Regions from separate parts of the Homo sapiens genome. Here regions 2, 3, 4, 5, 6 and 7 are each linked to region 1. Evidence: chromatin contacts called from ENCODE Hi-C or POLR2A ChIA-PET data. All regions are on one chromosome and are shown on one strand. The core of a region is the stretch at or near the end of the contact, and the rest is flanking DNA. Distances in the headings are between cores, read along the strand shown.

The links. Hi-C counts contacts between places; a loop is a spot of excess contacts on that map. ChIA-PET counts read pairs that join two places held with the same protein, here RNA polymerase II (POLR2A). Pooled maps may share reads with other maps.
Region 2: a loop to region 1 is called in a pooled map, with 10 times the contacts of the local background. The contact joins the enhancer-like site here to the promoter of TCF3 in region 1. A Hi-C loop is called at or near these places in 6 of 50 pooled maps.
Region 3: a loop to region 1 is called in a map of gastrocnemius medialis, with 20 times the contacts of the local background. The contact joins the promoter of PTBP1 here to the promoter of TCF3 in region 1. A Hi-C loop is called at or near these places in 2 of 168 maps with a recorded cell type or tissue (gastrocnemius medialis and naive thymus-derived CD4-positive, alpha-beta T cell), 1 of 37 single-sample maps with no recorded cell type and 10 of 50 pooled maps.
Region 4: a pooled map shows a loop between it and region 1 (3-fold over the local background). The contact joins the enhancer-like site here to the promoter of TCF3 in region 1. A Hi-C loop is called at or near these places in 1 of 50 pooled maps. POLR2A ChIA-PET finds 5 or more read pairs at or near these places in 2 of 52 experiments (activated T-cell and naive thymus-derived CD4-positive, alpha-beta T cell).
Region 5: a pooled map shows a loop between it and region 1 (6-fold over the local background). The contact joins the promoter of ARID3A here to the promoter of TCF3 in region 1. A Hi-C loop is called at or near these places in 1 of 37 single-sample maps with no recorded cell type and 4 of 50 pooled maps. POLR2A ChIA-PET finds 5 or more read pairs at or near these places in 1 of 52 experiments (naive thymus-derived CD8-positive, alpha-beta T cell).
Region 6: a pooled map shows a loop between it and region 1 (5-fold over the local background). The contact joins the enhancer-like site here to the promoter of TCF3 in region 1. A Hi-C loop is called at or near these places in 1 of 37 single-sample maps with no recorded cell type and 3 of 50 pooled maps. POLR2A ChIA-PET finds 5 or more read pairs at or near these places in 1 of 52 experiments (naive thymus-derived CD8-positive, alpha-beta T cell).
Region 7: a pooled map shows a loop between it and region 1 (4-fold over the local background). The contact joins the promoter of ARHGAP45 here to the promoter of TCF3 in region 1. A Hi-C loop is called at or near these places in 1 of 50 pooled maps. POLR2A ChIA-PET finds 5 or more read pairs at or near these places in 3 of 52 experiments (A673, PC-9 and activated CD8-positive, alpha-beta memory T cell).

Annotation. Positions count from the first base shown.
Region 1 is chr19:1,651,295-1,653,895 of GRCh38, forward strand. It overlaps TCF3 (transcription factor 3), which reads right to left and starts at 1,321. Exons shown (of 19, transcript NM_003200.5): 1 at 1,006-1,321. RefSeq lists silencers at 240-359, 340-562, 370-599, 690-769, 1,300-1,429 and 1 more and enhancers at 1,780-1,829, 1,950-2,059.
Region 2 is chr19:679,678-682,278 of GRCh38, forward strand. It overlaps FSTL3 (follistatin like 3), which reads left to right. Exons shown (of 5, transcript NM_005860.3): 3 at 597-812; 4 at 1,656-1,883; 5 at 1,973-2,601. The coding sequence ends at 2,031. Among named protein-coding and RNA genes, the nearest start is that of FSTL3, 4.6 kb to the left of the region's middle. RefSeq lists silencers at 26-335, 366-1,145, 1,336-1,435 and enhancers at 1,256-1,805, 1,806-2,354. Within about 2 kb of position 1,299, at least 41 of the 41 ENCODE cell types and tissues checked have a DNase peak (open chromatin) inside an H3K27ac peak, as active enhancers do.
Region 3 is chr19:796,131-798,731 of GRCh38, forward strand. PTBP1 (polypyrimidine tract binding protein 1) reads left to right here and starts at 1,322. Exons shown (of 15, transcript NM_002819.5): 1 at 1,322-1,375. The coding sequence starts at 1,368. RefSeq lists enhancers at 441-1,076, 729-1,068, 1,275-2,160, 2,161-2,601 and silencers at 981-1,335, 1,099-1,448, 1,459-1,638, 1,709-2,018.
Region 4 is chr19:863,066-865,666 of GRCh38, forward strand. CFD (complement factor D) reads left to right here. Exons shown (of 5, transcript NM_001928.4): 5 at 27-576. The coding sequence ends at 173. Among named protein-coding and RNA genes, the nearest start is that of CFD, 4.7 kb to the left of the region's middle. Within about 2 kb of position 1,251, at least 8 of the 41 ENCODE cell types and tissues checked have a DNase peak (open chromatin) inside an H3K27ac peak, as active enhancers do.
Region 5 is chr19:924,736-927,336 of GRCh38, forward strand. ARID3A (AT-rich interaction domain 3A) reads left to right here and starts at 1,300. Exons shown (of 9, transcript NM_005224.3): 1 at 1,300-1,324. RefSeq lists silencers at 160-249, 340-1,269, 1,360-1,429, 1,850-2,089, 2,077-2,269 and an enhancer at 1,474-2,234.
Region 6 is chr19:946,052-948,652 of GRCh38, forward strand. The region is part of intron 3 of ARID3A (AT-rich interaction domain 3A); the gene reads left to right. Among named protein-coding and RNA genes, the nearest start is that of ARID3A, 21 kb to the left of the region's middle. RefSeq lists enhancers at 1,248-1,747, 1,292-1,351, 1,432-1,831. Within about 2 kb of position 1,285, at least 5 of the 41 ENCODE cell types and tissues checked have a DNase peak (open chromatin) inside an H3K27ac peak, as active enhancers do.
Region 7 is chr19:1,065,917-1,068,517 of GRCh38, forward strand. ARHGAP45 (Rho GTPase activating protein 45) reads left to right here and starts at 1,251. Exons shown (of 23, transcript NM_012292.5): 1 at 1,251-1,579; 2 at 2,498-2,601. The coding sequence starts at 1,490. RefSeq lists an enhancer at 694-1,200 and silencers at 1,061-1,820, 2,131-2,370.

The sequences.
Region 1 (2,601 bases), core at 71-2,570:
GGGGAGGAGCCTCCGAGGTCGAGGGAGACCCAACTTCAGAAGCAGAGAAATCCCCTCTTTGTCTGCCAACTGGAGGCCGGGTGTGAAGCGGGCGCCCCAGCGCAGCCCCTCCCCCGCTCAGTTTTTTTCTTTTTTGGAGGGCGTGTGAAACTGACTTTTTTTGAGGACTACGAAACCGCACTTTTTTGTGGGGTAGCTGAAACCGATTTTAAGACAGACTTAGTTGGGGGGGTGGCGAGCTAAAACGGGCATTCTACGGGAGCTGGAAGACTTCTGGGGCGTCCCAAGGACTTTGAGAGACTTGGAGAATGTTTGAAGCCACTTTGCACGGCGCCGAAGGCGGGGGGCGCGCTGGAACGCCTTTTTCCCGGGGGGAGGCGGCCCGGGAAGCCGGACCCCCCTCCCCCCGCAGCCGGTGCAGGCGGTGCGGCCCGGGAGCCTTTGAAGCTCGCAGCGCGGCCGCCGCCTCGCCCCGCATTAACGCGGAGCAGATGTTACCCGCGCGCCCCCCCCCGGCCCGCCCGGCCCCGACCAGCGCCTGCAGCGCGCGGCACCTTCCCCGCGCAGACAAAAGGACGTCCCTCCCGCGCGCTCCCCACCCCAAACTCCGGCGCCCGGGCCGGGCCCCCCTCTACCCGAGAAAGGGGGCGCCCCGGGGTCCCCGTGCGCCCGGGCTGGGGGGGACGGTCCTCGCGCCTAAGTTGCACAGCCCGTCCGGCGCCCCCCGCGCCCCCGCCCGGGGCTGCTTAAAGTTTCCCGAAGTGCCCGGCCCGACGGGGGCGACGCGGGCCTGGCGAGCTCCGGGCTCCTCCACGTCGCCGCCCCCCCGGCGCCGCGCGAAGTTGGAGAACAATGACTCCCGGGCCGCGGGGCGCCCCCCGACACCGCCCCCGCCCCAACTTCCTCCGCGCCCCCCCCCAACAAGCGCGCGCGGGGCGGGCCGGGGTTCCCTGGGCACAAAGCACGGGGGTACCGGGCGCGCCCCCCGCCCCCCGCCGGGCTCACCTGCTGGGCGCGGCCGGGCACGCGGCGCGTGGGGGGGGGCGGCGGCATGAAGCGGGGGGGCCCCCCCCCGGACAAAGGTGCGTCGCGGCCGGGCCCCCGAGGGTCGCGCGTGGGCGGCGGCGGCGGCGCGCGTGGCCCGGGCCCCTCCCACCCCCGCGTGGCCCGTCCCGCGGGGCCCGTGCGCGCGGCCGGCCGGGGCGCCCCTGGGGCAGCGGCGTGCGCGGTGCCCGCGGTGCCCGCCGCCGCGTCGGCTCCGGCCCGCTACGCCCGCAGCCGCCGCCGCTGCCTCATCTTCCTGCGGCGGGAGACATGTTCCGCCCCCCGCCCGCGCCGCCCCGCCCCGCCCCGTGCAGGCCCCGCCCCTGCCCCGCCCCCGAGTGCCCCGCCCGGCGGCCCACGCGGATCCCTCCGCCACCTCCGGGCGGCTCGGGCCCGAACGCCCTAGCTCGGCCTCTCGAGCACCCTCGTGAGGACCCCGAATCCCGTGAGGTCCAGAGCCTGGGAGCGGGGACGCGCAGAGGAGGCGGTCGGGCCACGGCGCGGGGAGAAATCACGGACTATCCCCGTCCGCGGAAGCACACACGAGCTGTGCGCTTAGTCCATGACGCAAGCGAGTAAGGCCCGTGAGATTGAAAGCTAAGGCAGAGCAGTCTGGTCAATCGGAAGCCGCGAAAGTCTGATGGGCGGGGATCCTAGCCATTCGTGGTGAGGCCCCGCCTCCTTTCTTCTCGGCCCCGCCCCTCAGCAGAGGCGGGACTCTGCGAGCGAGAGGCCGCGAGAGGCGGCCGGGGTGGGTCCTGGAGTTTTGTTCTCAGGTTGGCGTGGCCGCCCGCGCGGAGCCTTCTGCTTGGTTATATTTGCGTTCCTCGGGCCGGCCCCGCGTGCTGAGTGGTGCGAGCGGGTATCACGGCCCCGAGGGGGCTACGTCAGACCCATTTTCCCGGCGGGAAAACCGACTCTGGCTCCGGCTCTGGGTCAGAGAGCCCCGCGGGGAGTCTCAGCGGTGCCTTTGCCGACTTGAGTCTCCGTCTCGGCATCTGTGAATTTGGACCTGACTTTGGACAGAACTCAGGCCAGATCTGGCTTCCTGATTCTTAGTAGTCCGTGTCTACATTTTAGTAAAAAGTGACCCCGCCTAGGATCGGGCGCCGTGGCTCCTGCCTGTGATCCCAGCGCTTTGAAGGAGGCCGAGGCGGGAAGATCGCTTGAGGCCAGGAGTTCGAGAACAGCCTGAACAACATAGTGAAACCCCCCCCACCCACACCCGTCTCTAAAAATATTTAAAATAATTTAAAATAATAATTTAAAAAGTTGACCGGACGCGGTGGCCCACGCTTGTATTCCCAGCACTTTGGGAGGCCAAGGCGGGCAGATCACCTGAAGTCAGGAGTTCGAGACCTCTCTGGCCAACACGGTGAAACCCCATCTCTACTAAAAATACAAAAATTAGCCGGGCATGGTGGCGGGCACCTGTAGTCCTAGCTACTCGGGAGGCTGAGGCAGCAGAATCGCTTTCACCCGAAAGGCGGAGGTTGCAATGAGCCGAGAGCACGCCATTGTACTCCAGCCTGGGCAACAAGGACGAAACTCCGTCTC
Region 2 (2,601 bases), core at 49-2,548, 970 kb before region 1:
ACCTCAATATCCCTGTCTGAGCAGCGGGGCTGCGGGGCAGCTCCTGGTTCAGAGGCCTAGGGCTGTGGGGGGCCCCCTCCCCTGGAATCGCTCCCCAGGCCAGGAGGGCCGTCCAGCGCCCCGCCCTCCCCGACGCCTCCTGGGGGAAGGTCCTGGCAGCCCCAGACTCGCGCCTGGCAAGGGCGGAACACCCCAGGCTGACGCAGCTGGGGCCCCTCCGGCCTTCCCAGAAGAGCGCGTGCATCGGGAGCAGACGTCAGCCAGCTGCAAGGAGGAGCGGCCCGGGGCTGCGTAGCTCCGCTGGACCCCGATTCCGGGCAGAGACCCCCCCCCGCCCCGGCCCGCGCGCACCGAGCCCAGCCCCCGCCCCCCAGCGCAGGCGCAGCGCGGACCTCGGCCCCACCGGTCCCGCGCCCGGACCCTGAGCCCTGCCCCTGGGAACCCGAGGGCCCCGACTCCGACTGACCCTGACCTGGGACGGCGCCCCCGCCTCCGCCCTGCAGAAGGGGCGCAGGGAGGGGCCCCGAGGCCTTCGCGCGGCCCCACGCCCGGGACCCTCCCGCGCCCGGCCCCACGCGCGTGTCCTCTGTCCGCAGATTCGTGCGACGGCGTGGAGTGCGGCCCGGGCAAGGCGTGCCGCATGCTGGGGGGCCGCCCGCGCTGCGAGTGCGCGCCCGACTGCTCGGGGCTCCCGGCGCGGCTGCAGGTCTGCGGCTCAGACGGCGCCACCTACCGCGACGAGTGCGAGCTGCGCGCCGCGCGCTGCCGCGGCCACCCGGACCTGAGCGTCATGTACCGGGGCCGCTGCCGCAGTACGTGGGGGCGTGGTCTGTGGAGGGGCGGGGCGGGACCTACCGGACCTGCGCGTCATGTATCGAGGCTGCTGCCGCAGTAGGCGGGGGCGGGGCCTGGGGCGGGACCACCCGGACCTGAGCGTGACGTATCGGGGCTGCTACCGCAATGCGTGAGGGCCAGGCCTGCGGGGGCGGGGCCTGCTGGAGGGGCGGGGCCTGCTGGAGGGGCGGGGCCGCTGCCGCAGTGCGTAGGGGCGGGGCCTCCAGCCCAGGACAGGTCACATGGGTGGCGGTGGGGCCTGAGTAAGGGCGTCTTTATACTTCCGAGGGAGTATCACGGGGTAGGGTCTTTTGTAGGGTTGGGATTTGGAAAATAGTGGGCCTCTGGGGGCTCACACTGGGCAAGAGGTATGTGGCATGGTCAGAGCGGGAGCGTGACTCAGAGAGGGGCTTGTGGGTGTAACCAGAGGGGCATGATGGAACCAGGGGGGTGAGACTGGGTCATGTAAGGGGCGGGGCTCTTGGCTGGGGCGTGGTTCCTGGGTGGAGATGGGCGGGGATTTGTGGGTGGAGTTTGGGTGGGCGGCCCCGCAGTCGCGGAGGGGCGGGGCTTTGGGTAGCATAAGGGGCAGGAGCTCACGAAAGAGGTGTGGCTCCTGGGTACAATGGGAAGGGCAGGGCTTGTGGGTGGAGCCTGAGGGGTGGAATGGAGAGGGGGGCTCACGGGGGGCGGGGGGGTGCTTGTGTCTCCTACCAGAGGGTTTTCGCATCTTGGGGGTTAAGGGTGGGTCTTGGGGCCAAGAGCCCTGCGGGGTTCTCAGCGAGATGTCCCCTGAACTTCCCCTGGCACCCGGCCTGCAGAGTCCTGTGAGCACGTGGTGTGCCCGCGGCCACAGTCGTGCGTCGTGGACCAGACGGGCAGCGCCCACTGCGTGGTGTGTCGAGCGGCGCCCTGCCCTGTGCCCTCCAGCCCCGGCCAGGAGCTTTGCGGCAACAACAACGTCACCTACATCTCCTCGTGCCACATGCGCCAGGCCACCTGCTTCCTGGGCCGCTCCATCGGCGTGCGCCACGCGGGCAGCTGCGCAGGTGCAGACGCAGGGCGGGGGCACAGGCCTGTCCTGGGGGCCGGAGAACCCCCTGCCCTGCGCCCTCAATGCTCTTATCGACCCTTGCAGGCACCCCTGAGGAGCCGCCAGGTGGTGAGTCTGCAGAAGAGGAAGAGAACTTCGTGTGAGCCTGCAGGACAGGCCTGGGCCTGGTGCCCGAGGCCCCCCATCATCCCCTGTTATTTATTGCCACAGCAGAGTCTAATTTATATGCCACGGACACTCCTTAGAGCCCGGATTCGGACCACTTGGGGATCCCAGAACCTCCCTGACGATATCCTGGAAGGACTGAGGAAGGGAGGCCTGGGGGCCGGCTGGTGGGTGGGATAGACCTGCGTTCCGGACACTGAGCGCCTGATTTAGGGCCCTTCTCTAGGATGCCCCAGCCCCTACCCTAAGACCTATTGCCGGGGAGGATTCCACACTTCCGCTCCTTTGGGGATAAACCTATTAATTATTGCTACTATCAAGAGGGCTGGGCATTCTCTGCTGGTAATTCCTGAAGAGGCATGACTGCTTTTCTCAGCCCCAAGCCTCTAGTCTGGGTGTGTACGGAGGGTCTAGCCTGGGTGTGTACGGAGGGTCTAGCCTGGGTGAGTACGGAGGGTCTAGCCTGGGTGAGTACGGAGGGTCTAGCCTGGGTGAGTACGGAGGGTCTAGCCTGGGTGTGTATGGAGGATCTAGCCTGGGTGAGTATG
Region 3 (2,601 bases), core at 72-2,571, 860 kb before region 1:
TCTCCAGCTGTAGGCGGATGGCCGTGGACTGTGTGTGGCCTGGGCCTCAGTTTCCCCCGCTGTAGGCAGATGGCCGTGGACTGTGTGTGGCTTTGGCCTCAGTTTCCCCAGCTGTAGGCGGATGGCCGTGGACTGTGTGTGGCCCGGACCTCAGCTTCCCCAGCTTTAGGCGGTTGGCCGCGGACTGTGCAAAGTCCAGGCCTCAGTTTCCCCAGCTGTAAGCGGGCGGCCGCCCACTGTACAAGGTCCAGGCCTCAGTTTCCCCAGCTGTAGGTGAGAGGCCGCGGACTGTACAAGGTCCAGGCCTCAGTTTCCCCAGCTGTAGGCGGGCGGCCAAGGACTGCAAGGTCCAGGCCTCAGTTTCCCCACCTGTAGGCGGGCGGCCGCGGACTGTACAAGGTCCAGGCCTCAGTTTCCCCAGCTGTAGGTGAGAGGCCGCGGACTGTACAAGGTCCAGGCCTCAGTTTCCCCAGCTGTAGGCGGGCGGCCGCCTACTGTATAAGGTCCAGGCCTCAGTTTCCCCAGCTGTAGGCGGGCGGCCGCGGACTGTACAAGGTCCAGGCCTCAGTTTTCCCAGCTGTAGGCAGCCGGCCGCGGACTGTGCGGGGCCCGGACCTCAGTTTCCCTATCTCCGCAGTCGGGATTCGCTGTTCCGGGGCGAACAAAGAACGGTCGGGGGTGACCCCGGATCATGGCGCGCCCGCAGTATCTGTGGCCACTGTGGAAACAGCCCTGGCGTGTCCGGGACGCGACGCGGCCTTTCCCTCCCCGCGCGATCACCCAGATGTGAGCGCTCAGTTTGAATCGGACTTTTTGGCCATGTGCCCACAACCAACATGGAGCCCTGAGGGTTTCCTGCCCGACTCCAAGATGGCGATGCGACTCCCTTTGCCCTCACGGCCCAGGCGGGCGGGTCCTGCCCACTTGCAAGATGGCGGCAGCCTGGGCAAAGCACGCTTCCCGCCGCCTGACTCGCCACGTACCCACTCTCAAGATGGCGTCTCCCGCAAAGCCACGCGCCAGCTGACTGGCTCAGACGCCGTCACGTGATCCCATTTTCTCCCCCTCCCCCGACTACACAAGCCGTTTCCGCCTTCGGCCTTGAGGAATAACCGCCTCCCCCAATAGGCGCCTGCGATTTCTCTGGGTCCCGCCCCCGGGCGGCCTTCTGGCCAGTGGGAGGTGCTGGCGGGGGCCCGCGGGGCTCTCCCCGCCCCCTGGCTGCAGCGGGAGCCAATGGGCAGCGCGCGCGGGGGACGTGTGCGGGCGTCTCCGCCATTTTGTGAGTCTATAACTCGGAGCCGTTGGGTCGGTTCCTGCTATTCCGGCGCCTCCACTCCGTCCCCCGCGGGTCTGCTCTGTGTGCCATGGACGGGTGAGTCGCACGTCGCCCCGCGCCCCACCGCCCTCCCCGCGCCGCAGCCCTGCCCCCGCCGCCGCGCCGGCCTCCCCGGGGCCGATCTCGCCCCCTCTCGGGCGGGAGGGGGCGGCGGGCTCTCCCCTTCCTCTCCGCGTGGCGGGCGCGGGTGCGGGGCGGGTCAGGGGCTTCCCGGGGGTCTGGCCGCGTCCCCATCCCCCGTCCGGCCCGCTTCCGGCCCCCGCGCGCCCCGTCCCTAGCGCACGCGGCCTCCCGCGCCCCTCCCCCTCCGCGCGCGTCCCCGCACTTCGCCTTTGCCCCGCCTCGGCGGCGCGCGGCCCTTCCCGCTTCCCGTCCGGCCCTCGCGCGCCCGGATGGCCCTTCCCGCCTCCCGTCCGCTCCCCTCGTGCGCCTGCGTAGCCCGTCGCGCGTCCCCGTTGGCCCCAGCGCGCGTGCGCGGCCGCCATCGGGGGCGCGCGCCTTTCCCGCCGCCCGGACTCTGCCCCCGGCGCAGCCCCGGAAGCGCAGGCGGGGCTGGGGCGGCCGCCGGGAGGGAAAGCTGGCGCCGGGGCCTCGCCGCGGGCCCGAGTCTCTGCGCTCCCCGCCCTACCCCTGCCCCCCGTGCGCCCCGGGCCGCGGCCAAGGGGTTTCGGTGATCTCGGGAGAGAAGCGGCCGCCCCGAGGGTCTGTCCTCCGCCCCGGGGCCGGAGGGGCCTCTCCAGGGACCCCCGCGGGCGCCGTCATGGGGAGGGGCCTTCCCGGCTCTCGGGCCGGGGCAGCCTTTCCGGGCGGCTTTGCTGGGCGGGCTTCCCTTGGGAGAGGTGGGAGCCCCCTCCAGAAAGGCCGTGTCCCGCCGAGCGCTTCCTGCGCGAGGCCCTCCCTGGGAATAGGAAGCGGGAGAGGCTGGAGATGTTTCGCATTCTTTCCGTTTTCCTGAGAAGTTTTTCTTGGGTTCAGTCACTTTTAAAAGTCTGTTAAACGTGGTCCGTGCAGTCTGTGGTGTCAGAAGAGGCGCAGCCCTAGAGTGGGTCTGGACCCCTTAGCATGCGTGCGGGCAGGTGGGTCCTGCAGACGGCGAGACGAGGGCTCCCCGCTCTCGGACCCAGCACCGCGGGCTCGGGGGCCGCGCACTCGCCTCCCGGAGTGAGGCAGGAGGCCCGGAGGCTGCCCTTCCGACGGACGCTCCGAGTCACTTAGGGCCTCGCCGGGAGTTGCAGTGGCCGGGAGAAGCCGTGGGGAGCTCA
Region 4 (2,601 bases), core at 1-2,500, 790 kb before region 1:
CTCACGGCCCCGTCCTGTTCCGGCAGGGTGACTCCGGGGGCCCGCTGGTGTGCGGGGGCGTGCTCGAGGGCGTGGTCACCTCGGGCTCGCGCGTTTGCGGCAACCGCAAGAAGCCCGGGATCTACACCCGCGTGGCGAGCTATGCGGCCTGGATCGACAGCGTCCTGGCCTAGGGTGCCGGGGCCTGAAGGTCAGGGTCACCCAAGCAACAAAGTCCCGAGCAATGAAGTCATCCACTCCTGCATCTGGTTGGTCTTTATTGAGCACCTACTATATGCAGAAGGGGAGGCCGAGGTGGGAGGATCATTGGATCTCAGGAGTTCGAGATCAGCATGGGCCACGTAGCGCGACTCCATCTCTACAAATAAATAAAAAATTAGCTGGGCAATTGGCGGGCATGGAGGTGGGTGCTTGTAGTTCCAGCTACTCAGGAGGCTGAGGTGGGAGGATGACTTGAACGCAGGAGGCTGAGGCTGCAGTGAGTTGTGATTGCACCACTGCCCTCCAGCCTGGGCAACAGAGTGAAACCTTGTCTCTCTCTACAAAAAAAAAAAAAAAATTCTGCGTGGTGGCTCACGCCTGTAATCCCAGCACTTTGGGAGGCCGAGGCGGGCGGATCATTTGAGGTCAGGAGTTCCTGATCAGCCTGACCAACATGGTGAAACCCCGTGTCTACTAAAAATACAAAAAAAAATTAGCTGAGCGTGGTGGTGGGCACCTGTAGCCCCAGCTACTCAGGAGGCTGAGGCAGGAGGATAGCTTGAACCCGGGAGGCGGAGGTTGCAGTGAGCTGAGATCGCACCACTGTACTCCGACCTGGGTGACAGAGCGAGACTCTGTCTCAAAACAAAAACAGAAACATTAAAAAAAGAGGAACGCGGGAAGCTACAGATAAAAGCGCAAGAACGGAGAATACAGCGAAGTTCCGGGTCCAGCGCTTCCGTGGGGCTGACGCGGCCACACGGCGGCGCCCTTGCCACACACACACACACACACGCGCGAAGGCCCGCCAGGCATGGGTGTCCCCTCCTGGTCTGGCTCATACCGTTTCCCTTTGCTTACCAAGGGGAATGTGAGCGTCTTCTGTGTGCAAGGCTGTGGGCTGAGACTCAGGTGCACAGAAACCCTTCGAGGCCGTGTTCCTATGACCCATATCCCATAAGGGGAAACTGAGGCTCACAGGGACTGTGCGACTCTCCTGACCTTACACAGAAGCTCCAGGACACAGCCTGGACTGGAGCCCAGAGCCACGGAGCCTGCCTTCACAAACCACCCTGGGTGCGGCCAGACCCACACCAGGACGACGAGCAGCGGCACCTGCTTGCTGGAGGCCCTGGACCTCAGGTCACCCTTCTTGGCAAGGCCAGGGAGGACACCTGAGGCCCTGTGCCCTTTCTCCCACCTGGTGGAGGGGCAGCCAGGCGCTATCGTAGAAAAAGACTGATGGGCCAGGCGCGGTGGCTCATGCCTGTAATCCCAGCACTTTGGGAGGCCGAGGCGGGCAGATCACAAGGTCAGGAGATTGAGACCATCCTGGCCAACACGGTGAAATCCCATCTCCACTAAAAATACAAAAAAATTAGCCGGGCGTGGTGGCGGATGCCTGTAGTCCCAGCTACTTGGGAGGCTGAGGCAGGAGAATAGCTTGAATCCAGGAGGTGAAGCTTGCAGTGAGCCGAGATAGCACCACTGCATTTCAACCTGGGCAACAGAAGGAGACTCCATCTCAAAAAGAAAGAAAAAAAAAAAAAAGAGAAAAGAAAAAGTGACTGATGGGCCGGGTGCCGGTGGCTCACGCCTGTCATCCCAGCACTTTGGGAGGCTGAGGCGGGCAGATCATGAGGTCAGGAGATCGAGACCATCCTGGCTAACACGGTGAAACCCCGTCTCTACTAAAAATACAAAAAATTAGCCGGGCGTGGTGGCAGGCACCTGTAGTCCCAGCTGCTCGGGACGCTGAGGCAGAATGGCGTGAACCCGGGAGGTGGAGGTTGCAGTGAGTGGAGATCACACCACTACACTGCAGCCTGGGTGACAGAGCGAGATTCCATCTCAAAAAAAAAAAAAAGACTGATGATCTGAGAGGCAGGTCCGCTGGGAAAAGGGGGGATGGATTGATGAACACTGTGCTTGGGTGTTTTTGGGGCTATGGAACACTCACCTAGGAATCACACTGACGTGCAAGCACGTATTGAGCACTTACTGTGTGCAGAGCCCTGGGCCGGGCACGGTAAGACACATCTAAGCCCCAGCCCTGCTCTTAGGAATTTGGTAAATACTGCACTGCACGGAAGGGGGCCCATTCAGCCGTCTGGTGACCACCACGAAGTTGGAGCTCACTGTGTGAATTTCACGTTTTTGTTTTTGTTGTTTTTGAGACGGAGTCTCTCTCGTCGCCCAGGCTGGAGTGCAATGGCACGATCTCGGCTCACTGCAACCTCTGCCTGATGGTTCAAGCGATTCTCCTGCCTCAGCCTCCCGAGTAGCTGGGATTACAGGCATGCGCCACCACGCCCGGCTAATTTTGCATTTTTAGTAGAGACGGGGTTTCTCCATGTTGGTCAGGCTGGTCTCGAACTTCCGACCTCAGGTGATCCGCCC
Region 5 (2,601 bases), core at 50-2,549, 730 kb before region 1:
GACAGAGAGAAAGTTGCAATGCCGTGTGCTAGTCTAGGGAAAGGGGAGGGAGACGACTACAACCCCGCCCCCAACACTCAGGACCGGGGACCCGAGCCCGCCAGAGACCCTCCACAAGTGAGGGTCCCCCGGGGTGGCCCCTGCCCGCCCTCCAGGCTCCCCTGGGGCTCACGTCCGGGCTGGAGCCTGGGCCTCTGCGCTTAGCCCCCTGGGGTCGCTTCCCGCGCACACAGCTCCCTGCAGAGCACGCGTCCCCCTCCCGACCGCCTTCCTTGCACCCCGCTCGGTGCCTCAGTTTCCTGCTCTGCGCAGTGGCGACAAGAAGGTTGCCAACTACAGAGAGGAGTGAGGGCTGGAGACGTGCAGGGACCTCCCTGGAGGGAGGCGCGGGGCACGTGGTTGGGCAAGCGACCGCTCAGACCGTGTAAGTCATCACCACCTTCACGGGGGGGTGGTGGGCAGCCGAGCTCCCGACGCTGGTGACAGCCGGGCCGGGCAGGGTCGTCCTGGTTTCACAAAGGGGCTCCGGGTCCCAGCGCGCACCTCCCCACGCCCGCGCCGAGCCCCCGTCTGCAGCCCGTCCCTCCCCAGAGGGAGGCCGGCGGGACCCTGGTTCCCTCCCTCCGACGCCGCCCGCCCAGCTCTGCACCGGGTCTTTCAAGCCCATTTCTCAGACTTGGAAACGGCGGCTCCGGAGAGTGAAGTCACTCTCTCAGGGTCTCTCCGTCTAAGGGGCGAAGGTGAAACTCCGAGTCCACGAGGCCCAGCGTAGGTGCTCCGTAAGAAGGGAAGAGACTTGGTCCCGGATCTGGCTCCGATGCCTCCGGCCAGCCCGCCCAGGCGGAGCCCCAGTCAGTCCCCTCTTCTTCCCCCGGGGCGCTCCCGCCCCAGCCCCTGCCCCCGGCACCCTCTGCGCTTGGGGCCGCGTCGCGCACTTTGCCCACCGTCCCTAGGCCGGGGGCGGGGCCTCCCGCGGCGCTGTTCCCCTTCCCGTTTATTATTTATTATCCTTTAAAGGGGCCGCGACCTGAAAATTTCCGTCCACTCTGCCCGGCTCCCCAGCGCCCCCGGGCTGGTTGCGCGTCGTCAGACCGCGGGAGGGGGGCGAGGGGGCGTGCGGGGAAAAGTGGGGAGCCCTGGCGAGGCCCTCCCGCGCCCGGGCCGCGGCGCTGAATCACCGGCCAGGTATTTGCATCCGAGAGCGACTCGTCCCCTGGTGATTTGTCTGGGGGTGGGGGAGGGGCGGGGCGGGGGCCGGCCGCGCGCGGGGCGCCTCTTACCAATCGGGCGGAGGGGTGTAGACGCGGACGCGGCTGGCGGCTCGGTGAGTCGGCGCGCGGCACAGCCCCGTGGGTCGGGGGCCGGGAGCCAGCGGCGCGCACCGGCGGCTGGAAGCCAGGCGGGCCCGGGCAGGCCGACCCCAGGCGCGGGGCGCGCGCCCCACTACGAGCCGCCCTGCGCGGTAAGGCTGGGGAGCGCGCTGGCCGTTCCCAGCGCGGGTTCCGGTGCCGGGGTGGGCGCAGTGCGTCCTGGAAGCCAAAGAAGGGGGTCCCCAAAGTTGGGCGGAGATGTTGGTGGGGGTCCCGGACTGGGAAGGCGGCCCTGGCGGGCTGGGGTTCGGGGAGTTTTCTCTGCACCCCGCTTGGAGACTTCACTCCCCACTGGATCAATCGCTCAGGGGCGAGCAGGGGCGATCGGGGGTCGCGAGTGCGCGCCCCCCCCTCCCCAGCGGAAGGAAATGGTCTCTGCGCGCGCGCGGGGGGCTGCACCCCGATATTTTATTTCATTTTTATTCTTTCTCCCCGAAATCAGGGATTTATTCGGGAGCCCAGAGAGGAGGGAGGGTAGTTCCCGGCGAGCCTCCCCAGCCGGGCTGGTTTATTTATAAAGTGTCCGCCCCAGCGCAGAGAGGGGCCCCCGGGGGAGACACCGCGGCCCCCGGGCGCCGGGGTGGGTTGGGCCCGGGCGCCCGGTTCCTCGGCGGGGATACCCAGGAAGAGCCCCCTGACCCGTTTCAGGGCCCCCCAGACACAAAAGCGGGCGCAGGAAGCGCTGGGAGCGCGCGTTTGTCAACTCCAACGCTCGGCGCCGGCCCCGGGCGGCGGGTTCAATTATCTTCCGTTTTTAGGCGCTCGGGCTGGAGGGGTTCCCCCCCCCATGCAAATCGGCCGCTTTCCAAGAAGCCTTTGAAATCCGGACCAGGGTTTCTGTCTTCTTATTTCTTCTCCTTCTTGAGTTTTTTTCTCACTTCCTCCAGGCCCCCCCAACCCAGGACTTTCTTAGCCCCCTCCCCAGCTTTCTGCCCCGCCCCTCCCCCTCCTCTTCCCTTCGTGGAGTGAGGGGCCCCTTTCGCCACCCGCGGGCCCGGGGCCTTGCACAACTCTTTAAATAACCATGTTTTGCAAGGCCCGCGCCGAGCGGGTGACCTCTCTCCGGAGGCCTGGGGGGAGGAGGGTGTGGCCCAGGATCCCTCCGCCCCCCACCCCTGCCTGGTCCAACGACCACCCAGCGCCCCGTCCCAGCCTCTCCCTTGGGGCTGTCATAAAATGGGGGTGGGGGTCGAGGACAAAGGGCTCTTGGGGGGAGGGGTCTGAAGGGGGT
Region 6 (2,601 bases), core at 35-2,534, 710 kb before region 1:
AGGCTCGCGGAGGCAGGGGCCCGGCGTCCAGGTGGGAGCATGAGGGCGTATTGTGGGTGGGCTGGCCGGTCTGGGGGGCGGGGACCCTGTACAGAACGCCCCGGCCGCGTGGAGTGGCAGGTTCGTCACTGCCTGGGGGAGGAGAACACTGGGTATTTCATTTTTATTTTTTTGTTTTTTTTACTTTTACTTTTTCCTTTTTATTTATTTATTTATGTATTTATTTATGAGACAGAGTCTTGCTTTGTCACCCAGGCTGGAGTGCAGTGGTGCGATCTTGGCTCACTGCAAGCTCCGCCTCCCGGGTTCAAGCGATTCTCCTGCCTTAGCCTCCCGAGTAGCTGGGATTACAAGCGTGCACCACCACGCCCGGCTAATTTTTTGAATCTTTTTTTTTTTTTTTTTTTTTGAGACGGAGTCTCACTGTCTCCCAGGCTAGAGTGCGGTGTCGCGGTCTTGGCTCACTGCAAGCTCCGCCTCCCGGGTTCACGCCATTTTCCTGCCTCAGCCTCCCGAGTAGCTGGGACTACAGGCGCCCGCCACCATGCCCGGCTAATTTTTGTATTTTTAGTAGAGATGGGGTTTCACCATGTTGGCCAGGCTGGTCTCAAGCTCCTGACCTCAAGTGATCCGCCTGCCTCGGCCTCCCAAAGTGCTGGGATTACAGGCGTGAGCCACCGTCCCCGGCTAATGTTTTCTTTCTTTAATCCCAAAGGCTTCAAAACTAAAATTCTGTTTGTTTGTTTGTGTGTGTGTGTGTGTGACAGGGTCTCCCTCTGTTGCCCAGGCTGGAGTGCAGTGATGTCATCTCGGCTCACTGCAGCCTCGAGCTCCTGGGCTCACGTGATCCTCCTGCCTCAGCCCCCTGAGTAGCTGGGATTACAGGTGCGCCACTATGCCTGGCTAATTTTTTTTTTTTTTTTTGTAAAAACAGGGTTTTGTCATATTGCCCAGGCGGGTCTCAAACTCCTGGGCTCGAGCAGTCTGCCCACCTCGGCCTCCCACAGTGCTGGGATCAAAGGTGGGAGCCACTGTGCCCAGCCCACACTGAGATTCTGCATTGAAATGTTTGCTGGGTGCCCCCCATTGCTGGGCACCGTGGGGTGGGGTGTGTCTGTGTGTGGCCTGGGGCACCCCCTGCCGTCAGCCCAGATCTGTGTCTGTGTCTGCATCTGTGAAACGGGTTTCCTGGCAGATAGAGGGGCTGCTTAAGGCCAGTGCCCTCGGCGGAGACTCTATTAGGGACTGCGGGCCCCAGATTTCCACGTCATATCTCGCCGCCATGGGGCTGCCTCCTGCCTCCTCTGCACCAACTTTCTGGAAGTGCCTGTCAGCTGATCCCACCCCGGCCACATCTCAGCACCAGGCCTGTCGCTGCCGTCCTGGACTCGTGGGCCTCAGTTTCCCCAACTGTGAAACGGGCTGGCGGCCGGTCAGCGTCTCCTCCCTGAGCAAGGGACTCCCCCATCCATGTCTCAGCCCCCACCCAGATGCCCCGGGACCGTTTCACAGATGAGAAGACCGAGGTGCCAGGGTGGCGATCGCACGAAGGGCCCGTCACGGGAGAATGAGGAGGGTCTGGCGTCAGCAAGCTCCCCCGGAATCTCGTGATCTGGAAATCCACAGAGAAGCACCTTCACCACGCCAGCTTCCCGGGCCGCGCTTCATTGTCATTTCTGGAGAGTGTTATTAATATCCGCCCCGTGGGTGCGGCGCTGTGTATTTCCAGAGAGGGGACTCGGGGCCCATCAGGGCCGGGGGAGTGGAGCCGGCAGATGTTCGGCCCTGCCCAGAATCACTTCCCCAATTTCCCCACGCCCGGCGGGGCTCTCAGCATCTGCATCCGCCGAGGCCTGGCTGTGCTGACGGGAATTGAAAGGACCTCGTGGCTTAGGCAGGCGGGGGAGCCCCCCGGCTGGTCAGGTGCACGAGGAGCAACCCATGGCCAGGCAGAGCCCAGAGAGGGCGGGGAAGGGCCTGAGGTCACACAGCAGACGCTAGCTAAGTAAGCGCCTGCTGGGTGTGGGTGACCCTGCCCTCCCCCGACCCATCAGTCCAGGTCGGTCGGGGCCGCCTGTCCCCTGGTGTTTCCCTTCACAGCCCACCCGCCCCAGCTGACCTCTTCCTCCTGCTCCCTGAACCGGGAAGTCCGGGCCCTTTTTGGACACTGCATCTCCCCAGCATACAAGATAGTCCAGGACACACAGGAGGTGCTCAATAATGGCTGCAGAGTGCCCTGTCCTGGCAGAAACGCTGTGGACTGACAGCCCCGTGTGGCTGGCCCTGTGGTCCACGCTCAGCTCTGCTGCCTCTGTCAGTCCTGGGAGTTTCCGGGACGGGAAAAACAGCGAGATTCAAAATCCCCCGGCCTCCCGGGGCCGCGGTCCTGCGGGGCCACAGCGCCAGCTTCCGCTTCTTGATGGCTTCGGCCCCACCCCCACCATGGGTAAACTGAGGCCCGGAGAATGGGCAGACTGGGGCGCGAGACTCCAGGTCCTCCAGGTCCTCCTGCCCCCCGTGCCCTCCTCCCGCCTGCAGCCCCAGGCTCTGCTCCGTCTTCATTCCTTCTTCATTCCTGCCTCATCTGTCCAGCTGTTCATT
Region 7 (2,601 bases), core at 1-2,500, 590 kb before region 1:
CCTGGGAAGCTTACAGGAGCCCGGTGTCCCGGAGCACAGGCCAGGGCCGGGCCAGAAGCCCATCCGACATCCAGCTGACCCTCACCCTCTGACCCCAGCCCTCAGCGCCATGAGTCGGGGGCAAAGAGTTCTCAAGGGTCTGCTGGGCTGGGTTTGCACTTGGACCTGGGCCTGGAGAGCCAGACTTGGAGCAAGGGGCTGTGGCCTTCATGTCCTGTGCCCCAGAGATCTGCCCCTCCCACCCGAGGTAGGTGGGAATGGGGTTTGGGAAAGGAAAGAGGTTGGGGTTTTGGGATTGGGGGTGGGGTTCTGGAAGGGGACAGCAGGGAGACTTGGGGAGGGGGGAGAGAGTTCACACTGCGGGGTGGGGGTTGGGGGAAGGTAGGAGGCTGGGATCTGTATGCCTGCAGATGCCCCAGCTCTTGGCCAATGCCGCCTCAGGCTGTTATCAGCAACGGGTGCCTGCGTCCTGCTGCCCAGCACGTCCGGTGGTCCAGAGTCACTGGAATGCAGCTTGGGAGGCGGGGCTGGGGACCTTAGCTAAGGGCAGGTCTGGGGCAACATGATATGGCCCACAGGGCTGCTGAGAGGTAACCAGGTGTCCTCAGCATATTCTGCCGATGGTGGGGTCCACACCACACTTTGGGGACCCCTGTGCAGGCAGCCCAGGACCAGGTGGACGTGGGGACCCAGACGGACGTGGGGACCCAGACGGACAGGGCCCGGTAACCTGGATTGTTCTGACTTCCTGGACGTCTTTGCCCCCAGGGTTTCGGTTCTGGGCCTCAGTTTCCCCACCTGTCCTCGACCTGACCCACTTCACGGGGCTGCAGGGCGGGTGATGGGGGGGACCCTACTCTGCCCGGCCCTGCTGGGGCCCGGCCACACCCTAGGGTCTGCAGGAGAGGCGGTGGAGCGGGCTTGCCTTCAGGGAAAAGGGGGCTGCAGGGGCGCAGCTTCGGCCTGTGCGTGTGTCTGGGGTCTGAGGGCGAGGCTCCAGGGGCTTGGTGGCGTCTGAGCGCGTGTGGAGGTCCGGGTCTCTGCGTGTCATCGTGCACGTGTCTGTGCACGCCCACTCGCGTCCGGGAGTGAGAGTCAGCGCCCTGCAGTCGGCCGCCCCGTGCCCGCCAGCGTCAGGCAGGGGCTCCCGGTCCCACCCCGCGAGCGGCGCGGCTCCGAGCTCCCGAAGGCGGAAGCGGGGGGCGCGGCCCGGGGCTGGGGGCGGGGCCTGCGACCTCACCTTCGCGCCCACTCCGCAGAGCCGCAGGCTGAGGCCGGGAAGGGTCGGGGGCGAGGCCGCGTCGCCGCCTCCCCGAAGCCTTTTCCTGTTGGGGGGAGGGCCCGCCAGTGACGGCCGGGCCTGTCACGTGGGCCTGACAGCTGGGGAGGGGGTGGCCGGCGACAATGTGGTCCCGAAGCGGCCAGCGCCGGGAGCTGCAGCGCTGAGACCCCCAGCCCGCCCCCTCGGGCTCCCGGCCGGGGCCCCATCATGTTCTCCAGGAAGAAACGAGAGCTCATGAAAACCCCTTCCATCTCGAAAAAGAACCGCGCGGGAAGCCCCAGCCCGCAGCCCTCGGGGGTGAGTGGAGCCCGGGTGAGACCCGGAGCTGACGCCGGGCCGCAGGGGGACAGGGACCCGCCCTGTGCTCGGGGCTCATGCTGGGGCGGCGGCTGGGGGCTCGTGCCAGCTACAGCCCCTACCGGGCGGGACGGCAGGGGCCACAGCAGAGAGGCCGGGACCCCGGCATTCAGCTCACGGTAGGGACCCTGGGAGTGGTGGCCGCCTCCCTCCACTCCATCCAGGGCTGGCCGCGGGGCCCAGGGAGCAGGAAGGGAGGGTGCCGGGTTGGGACGATGTTGTGTTTGGGCCGCTGCAGGTTGGGGGCTTAGGCAATCTGGGGGCTCTAGGGGCCGTTGAGATGGGAGGGCTGTGGCCTGGCCATTGGGCTGAAGGTTGACCGGGCAGCAGATCCTCTAATGGGATCCACCAGGTTCAGAGGTTGGGGAGTGTCCCCAGGCCTGGGGTGTCTACAAAGCTGGGGGGGGGGTCTACAGAGCTTGGGGGTCCGGGATGTCTACAAGGCCTGGGGCTGCCCATAGGCTCTGGGGTTCCATGGACCTTTAGGGGACAGACAGAGTCAGAAGTGTGTTCACTTAAAGCACCTGCGTTGTAGGAGCCTGAGGGGGGCTTGAAGGGCTGAGGACCCTCCCCACCCCCACCAGGAAGTGGGGACCCCCCTCCCGCGCCTCCCCGCAGGCCCCGCCCCGGCTGTGGTTTGGGCAAGGACCGTTGTTTGTGAAAGCTCTAGGGAAGAGGATGTTGGGTAACAGGTGGGGGGGTACACTACCAAATCTCGGCCCTGTGACCTCTGGCCTTTGACCCCTGTGGGGTCAGGGTGATGGTGGCCCTCCACAGCCCCACTTCATTTCTGGGGAAACTGAGGCCGTGTCCAGGCCGGAAAATCCCTTTAACGAGCTCCCCTCGGACCTGCCCAAGGAGCTGCCCAGGAAGGATGGGGCTGACGCGGTGTTCCCCGGACCAAGCCTGGAGCCGCCCGCTGGGTCCTCCGGCGTCAAGGCCACAGGGACCCTCAAGCGGCC